2 separate regions of the Mus musculus genome follow, and region 1 is linked to region 2. The links are chromatin contacts, found by Hi-C in ENCODE. All regions are on one chromosome and are shown on one strand. The core of a region is the stretch at or near the end of the contact, and the rest is flanking DNA. Distances in the headings are between cores, read along the strand shown.

The links. A loop is a pair of places that touch in the nucleus more often than their neighbours do.
Region 1: a map of T-helper 1 cell shows a loop between it and region 2 (3-fold over the local background). The contact joins the promoter of Ptprc here to the enhancer-like site in region 2. A Hi-C loop is called at or near these places in 8 of 37 maps with a recorded cell type or tissue (T-helper 1 cell, T-helper 17 cell, T-helper 2 cell and 3 more).

What each region holds. Positions count from the first base shown.
Region 1 is chr1:138,171,829-138,177,625 of GRCm38, reverse strand. Ptprc (protein tyrosine phosphatase, receptor type, C) reads left to right here and starts at 2,500. Exons shown (of 32, transcript NM_001111316.2): 1 at 2,500-2,611. The coding sequence starts at 2,539.
Region 2 is chr1:138,131,789-138,137,949 of GRCm38, reverse strand. All of the region lies in intron 1 of Ptprc (protein tyrosine phosphatase, receptor type, C), which reads left to right. Among named protein-coding and RNA genes, the nearest start is that of Ptprc, 40 kb to the left of the region's middle. Within about 2 kb of position 1,346, at least 1 of the 3 ENCODE cell types and tissues checked has a DNase peak (open chromatin) inside an H3K27ac peak, as active enhancers do.

The DNA.
Region 1 (5,797 bases), core at 1,251-3,750, 39 kb before region 2:
CTTTAGAATTTTATTACCTGGAATTTAAGTTGTAAGGTTATTTCCATGTACAGAAAGGGGGATGTGCAAGTTTGACCCTGCAGCTCCTTGAAATCAAAGTAAGAGGAAAACAAAGTTTTAAGCATCAAAAATGTATCTGCAGGGTGCTGCAGAGATGGCTGAATGGGAAAAGTGCTTGCCTGTACAGGCATGAGAACCTGAGTTTGGAACTCCAGAACCCATTGTAAAAGTGACTATGCATGTGTGTAACCCCAATCCTGGGGACTCAGAGACAGGGCTTCATTGATCACACAGTCTACCCTAAATGCTGAGCACAGCTTCAGTGAGATACCCTAACTCAAAAACATGTATAGAGTGATAGAAGAAGACACCTAACATTACCTTTTTGCCTTCAAATGTACACAGGTGGATGAACACATGTACACCACACAAACCCACAGAGAGACACAGAGATACACAGACACACAGACACACAGACACACACACACACACACACACACACACACACACACACGAAAACACAAGACCCTATGGTATTTCATAATTAGGGATTATAATCACTGTGTCTACTTGTCTCCCATTATCTACATATTTCAAACACTAAGTTATGTGTATATTCTTTTGTTTTTAAATGAAAGTAGATAGCAAAATATTACTAGATCCATTTAATTGTACTGTTGAATTCACAGGAACCTTTAAAATACTGTAGGCATGTTCTTATTGGCAAACTCCCTGAGAATACCATCATTCATTCAGTCTTCTTTTGGTAGTAGAGGGAGAACATTATAGAAAGCCACAACCAGTCAAACTCAGAGAATGACTGACCTTGAGGTTTCCAACCCAATTTGATGCATCTGTAACACAAGGCTTGGGAAACTTACTCAAGCTCAGAAAACTTCACAGAAGAGGGAGTGGAAAGAGTGTAAAAGCCAGAGGACCAGGACGTCTGCTACAAGATAGTGTCTTTTAGGTATACGGGAAGGGTATCATCATGAAACCTCAATAAATGGCTTACTACCTTAGCAAGACCTTAATGGTGACAAGATCAGTTGATATGCTAAAGTTCATGAGGGAAATCTCAGAGGCCCCCACTCAAGATGAAGCATGAAAGGTAGTTAAGGACTGCTGAATATAAGAATTAGACTTTCGCATGGTGAGCTCCCTAACTAGTTATGTGATACCAGGTAGTCAACCCTATGTACACACAGACAAACACAGACACATACACACACACCTACACATCTACACATCTACACACACACACACACACACACATACACCACTAAACAAACTCAGTAGGTTATACCTTCAGGTGTGTGTGTGTGTGTGTGTGTGTGTGTGAGTGTGTGTATACATGTGTAGGGGTGTGTGTGTATGAGTGTATGTGTGTGTAGGGATGCGTTTATTTGTAGGTGTGTGTGTAGCAATAAAAGTTAAAGAATAAATGGTATGAATTAGGGATGAATCTGTGTATTTGGACATAGGAGGGTTCTGGGGAAAAGAGAGAGTGGGGGGAAATAATGCAAATTCAATATACATGTGAAATTGATCAGGGATGTGTGTGGTGGGGTGGGGAAATACTATGATCAAAAGAAACAAGTTAACTTTGTAAAAGACAAGGCTTGGTTTTCATTGCTCTTCTTTCATTGGTAAATAGCACAGAGCAACCCCAAATGTAGGGGCACTCCTGTCTTGAAGCAGAATTCACTGATGCACAGAGGAGAGTCTCACTCCACCACTCAAGGAGATACCTGCATAAAACTCAATGAAACCACCACCAGCAGCCCTGAAAAACAAATTGGGAGGCTCTTTAAAGCCAGTGAAGGTAGTTTTGCATAGGAAAGCCACATCACCGAGGAAATAGGCATACCATTTGAGTCTGAGCTCCTTATGGTAAATAACAGGAGTTGGCAGACATAAGCAGAAAGACAGTTGGTTTGGGTCACTTGGTCGTCTTCAACGAACTTCAGAGCCTCGTACCAGCTTAGTCACTGTGTTATCTTGCCAACCCCTATGTTGTTATACTCATGTGGAAGCTTGTCATATCTTGGGTAAGAAAATTATTGATGACTTGGGAGGGATGTATTGTTTTTGAATAAAGCTTCCTTAAAAAGATATTAAAAAGGAGCAATATTTATATAGTTTAAAACTGTTTTCCTTTAGAGGAAAATTGAGACGAACCGCTAACAGCATAATTACTTGAATTAAGGAAGTAAGAAGCCATTGCACTGACTTTGAACGACCTTTTTTTTTTTTTTTTTAACTTCCTGCAAAGAGGACCCTTTACAGTATTTTTGGAGAAGTTAGTAAAACCGAATCTGACATCACCATTTAGCAGTGCATGTAGCTAGCAAGTGGTTTGTTCTTAGGGTAAGAGAGTAGGAAACTTGCTCCCCATCTGATAAGACAGAGTGCAAAGTATGCGTTCTTTTCTTTTAGTTTTGACTTAGCTTTACAGAGACAAACTTCAAGAGAGATAACCATTATTTTGCCTTTCAGGGAGACCCTATTTCTTAGGGGCACAGCTGATCTCCAGATATGACCATGGGTTTGTGGCTCAAACTTCTGGCCTTTGGATTTGCCCTTCTGGACACAGAAGTCTTTGTCACAGGTAAGCACACCCATATTCATTTTTACTTCCTTGTATTTTGTTGATTTTGTGGCAAAGGCTAGGTTGAAATGGCTATTTTTAAAAGTTGCGTGTGATGGATATTGAAAGTAAGAAGATTCGTTACTCCATGTTCAAGTTTGCCGTTGTTCAGAGAAACAAGGCCTAGTGGAGGGCAGCATACACTGCTTCTGTTCAAAATACATAAATGTTTCGGGGAAAGATCACACTTTAATAGGAAAGTTGACTCTCTTTGTCTCTCTTTATTTGGAAACTGTTCAGGAATGTAGCTAAAGCAATTGATCCAACCTGCATCTGCTATGGTTAGAGGAATTGTTAATTAAGTCAGCTTTTAATGCTTTTGATCAAAATATGAAAGGTTTAAAATCACGAGACAGCTTTGCTTGTGTGTAAGCCAGTCTCTTCAGACAAAGGGTTGTTTCCTCAAATGTTAATGATTATTAAAATAGGGTTTTGAATGCTCAGCTACAGAAAGGCTGAAGAGCACATTAGGTGCTTTAAAAACTCTCCGTGTTGTCTTACCATCGAATGTGTTTTGAATTAATCATTTTAGTTCTGAGATAATGCTTCCTATGAATTCTGCTGTGGAAATTCTGGTAGAGCCACCGCCCTTCCTGGGTGATGGGTACAGAGTACAGCCTTGAAAAGGTAGACGTGTGTTACAGTTCATAAAATTCCTACAAATGCTGTGTCCTTCAGGACAGGGTGACCAGGCAGGCACTGCTTACTGAAGGTTCAGTCCTTCTTACATATCTGGTCTGGTCAATAATTATTTCTGGAGTAGTTTCTCTTTGAGACATGAGTTGATTATCAAGTTACAGCTAGATGGCATTTCTCCTTGTAGTGTTTAATCTAAGATACTTTTAAATGGGGAAAATAGTTAATTGTATCAGAATTCAATTTTATTTTTTTCCTGATGTTCACTCCTCTCGTTTCCAAAGAAATCCCTGGTACTAAGCCGGCTAACGTCTGCTCTGTGTTGTCTGAGGGCCTGGAAAAGAAATGCAGCCTCAGATACTTGTTTGTTGATGTTATCACAATAAGTTTGTTTTGCTTTTTAATTGGAAAGATGGATTTTTTTTTCAAAAGAAAATCCAGTTAGGTAAGTTGCGAATTTGCTTGGATGAGGTTTATCTGGCATAAGATGATTTTAAACAATGCAGGGCACCACAGAATCTTGTCACAATGCACCAACTACTTCCCAGGTCGTGAGCTCTCTATGATTTTTGTTATAATGTAAAGAGAATTATAGAGAAGAATTGAAGATTGTACATTTTATCATATATTGGCATATTTCCACTGTAAGTCCCCACTCGGGGCAATTTTCCGATTTTCTTTAAATGGGTGAGAAAGAACATTAAGGTACCTTCAGATTGTAGAGCAAGTCACCCCCAAATTATAAATTAGGATATTGATATTTTTTGCACAAGAAACATCTTTGAATTCACCATAAAAATGTACATAAAGGGTCCTAGAAACCTTTAAATCAACTTTCCTAAATACTTTATTCTAAAATATAGATTATTAACCAATATATAGATAAAGGATAGTTGATAAATTGCTAACAGATAGAACGGTTTTTATAAAGACCAAGCTTAATATAATACTGAGGATAAATATTTTTCTATAGGACTCTGACAGTTTTCCTTAGAGTGTGTTAGAAACTTACTGTTAGAAACACACACACACACACACATGATCATTTGTATTTGAAAATGGTGTTTAGCATTTCAAGACACATTTTTATTTAGTGTTGAGAACATATTAAGGCTTTAAATTATGTACTTTATTAAGCAAAAAATGACTCAGATCCTACATTTTCTTTTCATGTGATAAATTAATGTGGTATCTACAGGAAATGCACTTTCAGGGAGCAACATTTTATTATATGCTTTAGAAAAATAAATTAGTACAGTAAAACACTAATGAAGCATCCATGGAGAGTACACAGCACTCCAGCATTTTATTTAGCTTATGAAATCCAAATGAGACCAACGTCAAATTTAAGGTCTTCCAGGGCAACTGTGATGCTGTGTTCCCAAATTATAAAATGTCCACGATCTTACTGCTTTGTGCCTCTTTGCCAGGTCAGTTGGACTCTGAAGGCTTGTTTAAAAGTTGTAAGTAATTCTATGGCAGCATTATAGGTCAGAAAGTGCAGATAGAGCTCAGGTTTTCTACCTCTAGTAAAGTTTAACACTAGGCCTGTCTACCAAACCCATCACCTAATGGCTGGAAACGTCTTTAGTTGGGCCCTGAGCAGCGTGCAGTGAGCTAGGTTCTGAGTCAAAACAGTGAGAACTCATTTCCTGGGCACAATTCTTCATTTTTCCATCACCATTAAAACCATCTCAAGTAATAAATATGCACTTGGCCTTGCACATCATAAACTTTTGGCACAAATTATTTGTCAAATTTGATAAGCACTCCTATTATACTTTAAAAATAACTGGGGAGCCTATGCTGTGGGGATGGGGACTTACTACTTTAACTTTTATTTTCTTAAAACAGTTTTCTGTGACCCTTGTCATTGCTAGAATTTGAAAAGTACTTTGTGAGTGGAAAGCAAAGGCGGGTTAGAAATCAGGAGTCCTTCTGTCTTGCTCGGCACTCTGAACACAGGATCAGAGTAGGGACATGCAGGCAGCTGCCTACTCCATTCAATTTGGTGTCTTTCCAAAAGTGACAAGCAGAGAGTGCAGGACAGGCCCGTTTCTGCATTGTTCATGCACACATGCATACCTATATGCAAATTTGCAGACATGACACATGTATGTAGTGCCTTGTTTCCACACTGTGGTTATCTATCATGTCTGTGTCTACTGGATCTCTATACACACACTCACCTGTTCACCACTGAGGGTCTAGGAACACATGCTCGATGGCAGGTTCATTTTCCTTTGGTCTAGATTGATTACCCTCTCTGTGTCCTTGAGCTTATTTCACCCCTCCACACTAATCCTTCTAAATGGGAAAGCCCTCTTCCTATGTGCAGTCATCCACATGCTCCACAGATAGTTAAACAAACAAAACCAAACCAAAAAAAATAAATAAATACTGTTCCCATATCTCTGTTGAGATCATCTCAATTCTCGGCCTTCTTCTGTCTGCAGCAATATGACAGTTTGAATATCATTCTTTCTTTATATAACTGAATGGATTAAAATG
Region 2 (6,161 bases), core at 97-2,596:
ACTTCTGAGTCTTTTGTTTCCACTTCCTGATTACTGGGGTTATAGGAAGAAGCGACTACATCTGATTCTGGCTCTTCTGGGGCTTCATCTCAGGGCCTCCTTGATGTTAGGTAAGGGCTAGTACAACTGAATTGCAGCCCTAGACCCAGGCAGACCTTGAATAGACTTCCTGGAGGAAGGATGGTTTTTGTAACACTTAAATCAGTGGTTCTCAAGCTTCTTAATGTTGTGACCCCTTTAATACAGTTCCTCATGGTATCGTGACCCCCAACCATAAAAACGATTTCTGTTACTACTTCATAGCTATAATTTTGCTACTGTTATCAATTGTAATGTAAATATCTGGTAAGTAGAATATCTGATATGAGACTCCTCCAGCGGTCATGACCCACAGGTTGAAAATCAGTGAAATCGAGGTAAGATGCAGGCCGCCTGAAATATTACAACAGGTGTCAGGATTCAGCATGCTACTTATTTTATTTCAGACAGACAATATCCTTTCTGCTGACAGAAAGCCTGAAGAACTGGCCCAAGATGAGTTTTTCTTAAGCAACTAAATAGGCGATATCTCACAACCCCAATATTGTTTATGAACATCGGCAGGCTATTTTCATATTTTTCTTTATCATGGAACAATAAGGTAATCAACATGTAAGAGTGTTAGTAAAAATCCTCACCATGGAAAAATGTTTCCAACACAGGGCAAATGACTGTCCGTTGATATGCCCAGGCAGAGGAAAGACCAGCATGCATCTCTCCTTCAGGCCTTGCTTTCATGGTACTATCAGGTGTAACATTTAGGAAGTTATCCAACTTAAGTAGTTTAGCTCATTGGCTCCCAAAGATGGTGATACTGTACTTCCTACTGGTAGGTATTATTTTAGTACATTATAACAGAGGATTCTTCACAAATATGGAAAAAAATCCTGCCTGATTATCTTTGATCATTTCATAATCTTGAATGGAAAGGAACATGTTCCATTTTCTATTAGACTTTTCTTATTGTAATATGTTCAGTCCGAGTTTCATTACACAATTCCTGTTTGTATTTTTAAATATAAGATGGGATTTAATATTTTGACATTAAAGTATCATTTGTAAGTTACCTTGCAAAGGGAAGTGCCTCTGAAATCAAACCAATCATTATACAAAGTTAGCCTCGTTGTTGAAATACGATTTCACTAGAGCAAAGTCAAGTCAACCTGAAATTCGGTATTTCGTAGCAGTTAAAGTGTGCAGCCAGGCGGCTTCAACATGAGCTAGAGAAGTTGCGGTTTTACCCCGAGATAGGGCTGATTATGCTGGTGCTATGGCAACCGGTTGCACCATTTGGAAGCTCTTCTGTGCTTAACCGCATGAGCTGCGCCTCTTCCTTTCCTATAAAGACTTAGAATGAGAAAAACAGAAGTGTGCGAGGAGAAGAAACCACAAGGGCAGTAGAGGCACTGCTGCGAGCGAGCCTTTAGCTTTTGCAAACAGCAGCCGAACAGCACACCGAAAACCTCTCCGGAGGAAAGCTGCCTCTCTCTTGCTTTTCCCATTATGCCTGTACTGTAATGATTTTGAAAGCGCGCCAAGTGTTTCTGTTCAGCACTTTCATGACTGAGAGATGAGAAAAAATTAGTTGGGCATTTATCAACCTTGGCTTTGATTATCCGCTGCTCTGGGGAGATTGGAGGACTGGGTGCAATCTTGGGGGAGACATTTGATACTCTTCATGAGACTGATAACAGTTTGGTGGTAGATGTCCCACAATGTAGCTCTCATTTTCTGTTTATTTTTTGTTTAAGCTAACACCACACACACACACACACACACACACACACACACACACACACACACGCCATCGTTTTATTTGTTTTGAAATCTTGAAAATACTAATAAGGACATATTCAAACTTGTTTTTCTATTTTTTAATTTTTTCTATGTTTTTCTATTATTGTTTTTCTATTTTTCTCTCTGAGAGGGTCTGGGCAGTCAAGCCAAGCTGCTCTCCTCATTCCAGTATGCTTCAGGCTTCTCGTTATGTGTCCTTTCCCTGTAAACAATGAAAATTTTCCTTTTGTACTGTCACCGTCTAACAATTTTCACTTTTACCAGCATTTTAGTTAGCGTTCACAGTGGTGAGTGTGATTGTGGACATTTTTATACGTATGCATTGTTCTTTGTCCTTCCCCCAGAGCGCTGCCCCCTTTCCTCCCCTTCAGGCCCTCTTCCTCCCCTAAGAGCCATTCCTTCTGCTTTCATGCCTTATACGGTCCATTAGCCTTTTATTATTTCCCTTCTCCTCTTAGAGTTCTTTCTTCCATCTCATCAGCCACATTTTATTTTATGCCTTTTATAAGTTACACACACACACACACACCACAGAGAGAGAGAGAGCTACAGCTCCACATAAGAACAAAACATGTGATATACATCTTCCCAAGGCTAGCTTATTTCATTGAACATTATAATTTGATCTAATTTCCTGTGAATGTTGTGACTTACTCTTCTTTACAGCAGAATGCAATTGTGTATGTGTGTCTTATGTAGAGTACCTGGCTAACTGTTTCATTTTTAATGATAATGTTTTTGGGGGTGTGAGAGTACATGGCTATAACCCTATCACTTGGAAGACTGTGGCAGGAGGAGCATTGTAAGTTGGAGGGTGGCTCAGGTTGCATACCTAGTTTAAAGCATGACTAGATCTTCTCTCCTACAAAACACAATGCAGGAAAACACTACTGCCTTTCACTGTGTCATCCTCTGGGTCCCATTTTGATGGTGCATATAAGGTATTCTGATCATTGTTAATTCTTTCCTAGCTGTTCAGCACAAATACTGACTTTAATATTAATTTTTTTCTTATCACAGTGCAGTTAAATAAGCCTTTTTATATCAGACAGATTGTCAGTTAAGTTTAAACTTTACATTCTCTAGATTTGCACCTATTTGTTTATGATATTTATCTCTAAGTAAGAAGAGCGTGTTATCTGCTTTACCGAATTGCTGTAATGTTATATAAAGTATAATTTAACCTCATTCAGCACCTAATATTTCATAAAACATCACTCAGCACCGTGTCATACACCTAGTATTTACTGGAAATAGTGACTTTTATTCTTGGCCCTGAAAACAGTAAAGCATTTTAGCACGGGTGCCAACACGTGTGGGTGCCTCTATATAATCCGTTCACTATGATCTTACTCTATTTCAGAGGAAGTAAAGAGTTATAAAATCATACATAGTAAAATGTTAATTAGTACAGTTAGATACTTTTTGCTACCTGGCACATATTTTCAACATCAGGTTTACACTTCTGGATAAAAAAAAATGGAAAATAGATAGCCACCGAAGACTAAAATAGATATTCTAAGTCTAAAATTAGGTCTATCCTGGGAACTGTCTCAGACGAGTGAGTGGGTGGGGAAATATCGCCACCAGCAATGCTTCCTCTTCTACCCAAATCTCTACTCCAACGTAAGAAAATAACAAGCACACAGGTCGTGTTGTGGCCGCCTACAGTCTCATTTTTGTACAGAGTTTGTGCTGTGAACCTGGTTGTCAGCCCACTAATGATACAACTACAGGATTTGTGTTTTATATCAGTGACTATTACAGTGCTGATTATACCAAGGCATATACACATACACAGATGCACATCATTGATATAATCTGGGATGTGTTAAGATGTGGCCTCCACAGTCCTGTTGTGTTCCTATGCTGGGGTACCTTGGAGAATGTCAAGGGATGATGAGCACTTTGAGGAGGGGGAGGAGGAGAAGGGGGAGGAGGAGAAGGGGGAGGAGGAGGAGGAGAAGGGGGAGGAGGAGGGGGAGGAGGAGCAGGGGGAGCAAGAGGAGGAGCAGGAGGAACAAGAGGAAGAGGAGGCGCAGGAACAGGAGGAGGACGAGCAGGGGCAGGAGGAGGAGGAGCAGGGGGAGGAGGAGGAGGAGAAGGGGGAGGGGGAGGAGGAGCAGGGGGAGGGGGAGGAGGAGAAGGGGGAGGGGGAGGAGGAGAAGGGGGAGGAGGAGATGATGGTGATGATGGTGATGACTGCAACAATGATGATTTTTAAAAAAATATTTCCCCATTTTATTAAAAATAATGTCTTTTCTCATACAACATATCTGGATTAAAGTTTTTCCTCCCTCTTCTCCTCCCAGTTCCTCCCCATCTCCCCTCCCATCGGGATCCACTCCTTTTCTGTCTCTCATTAGAAAAGAGCAGTCTTCTAAGTGATAACAACAAAATGTAACCAAATAAAATTCACTAAGGTAAATCAAGATTCTTCATATCAAAGTTGGACAAGCAAACAACAGAAGGCAACGAGCCCAAAGGAAGGCACAAGAGTCAGAGACCCAATTGTCCACACACTCAGGAGTCCCATAAAAACACTAAACTGAATGCTGTAATTTATATATATGCAGAGAATTGGGTACAGGCCCATGCAGGCCCTGAGCCTGATGCTTTAGTCTCTGTGAGTTCACATGACCTGTCTCAGTTGATTTGGAAGGCCTTATTATCCTGGTGTCCTTCATCCAGTTTGGCTCTTACACTTTTTCTGCCTCCTCTTCTGTGGTCTAATGGGAAGGAATGGGTGGAAACATCTTATTTAGGACTGTGTGCTCCAAGCTCTCTGTGTTGTAATGTCTGCATGTGAGTCTCTGCTTTTGTTCCATCTCCTGCAGGAGGAAGCTTCTCTGATGGTGGTTGGATAGAATTTTGAGGTGATGATGGTTTTCAAGAAAGCCTCTCACCATAGCCCAAGATGGCCTCAAACTCACAATCTTCCCCCTCAACTTTTTTTGCCTTGAACATGGATCATTTGAAAACATCTGCATCCAGTTCAAAGACTCTGATGTTGCCATTACTACACATTAGTGTTGCCATAACCACACAGGAACTACCCATCTATGTTCTTACCCTTTTATTTTTATTTTTTATTAGATATTTTCTTTATTTACATTTCAAATGCTATCCCAAAAGTTCCCTATATCCTCCGCCCACCCTGCTCCCCTACCTACTCACCCTTAAATTGAAGGCATTTATTATAAGACAAGAAAACAAAAATGGGAAACAATTTTTCTCACATGGCCACCTGGATTTACTTTCACTTTTGTTCACTGAGAATCTTGTGCAGCTAAGACTTGTCTGGAATTTGCTCTGATCTAAGGATGCTCTTGAACTCAGGAGCCCCCAGCTTTCCTCTCCCAGTTGTGAAGGTTTCGCTGTGTTCCACTTCGTCCAGGGTTTCAGTCTTTACTTTCCTCTTCCTTGCTTACTTAGTTAATTAACATAATTGAAATTGATAACATGATACTTTTAGCCAAATATAAAAGAGCGAAAGCACATGATGTTTATTAGTGTTGCACGCATGTTATTAGTACTCAAATATAATCACAAACAGAAAGCTGTATTTGATAGTGTGAGGGACAATTATCTGGGTTCAGAAGATAGGTAGACATTGTTTCTGTATTAAAATTTTTTTTTACTATCTGATCTTAAAGTGCCTTCATTCATTAAACATCTTCTGGTTTTGTCCTCAGTTGTATTTTGCAGGCTAACACTGTCCTTATTTTTAATTTATGATTTAAGCAGATTGGGAAAGCTAGGGTTGAATGTTTAATTGCACTATATGCCTACAGTCACCGAGACTACTATTTTGTTCCTACCTTGACTCCTGTATCTCTGTCATCACTTGGAAATATTATTCCACCATTTTTGAATGGTATATGAATTATAATATTTGATTTACAAAAGATTTTAGACAGTGTCTCTTAGTTGCCCCCACCTCCCTCCCTCTTTCTGACTTTGAATGCCTGATTTTTTTTCTCCTGCTCTTTGTTTCCAGACACAATGTGTCCCAGTTCTGAGGTCCTGAGTTAGAGCTAGTTCCAATTCCTCTTGCTCTTGTGTTGTTTCTGTTTGTACTTTGTTGCTCTGTGGTGTATCCTGCTGTCTGTCTGTCTTGTATTTCTTTGATGTCCATTTGAATGAGGGAAGCCTGAGAAAATGTATGTTGCCACTCTCTGAGCCTTGGTATAGCTTATACACTCATAGGTCTCATGAGATGGAAAGACAGCCGAAAGGCATGGGCTCTCTGGCTTTTAGTTTCCTTTCCCACAATCTGAACTCCATCTCAATAGACACTGGCAGGGTATTCTGCTGGCCAGTGA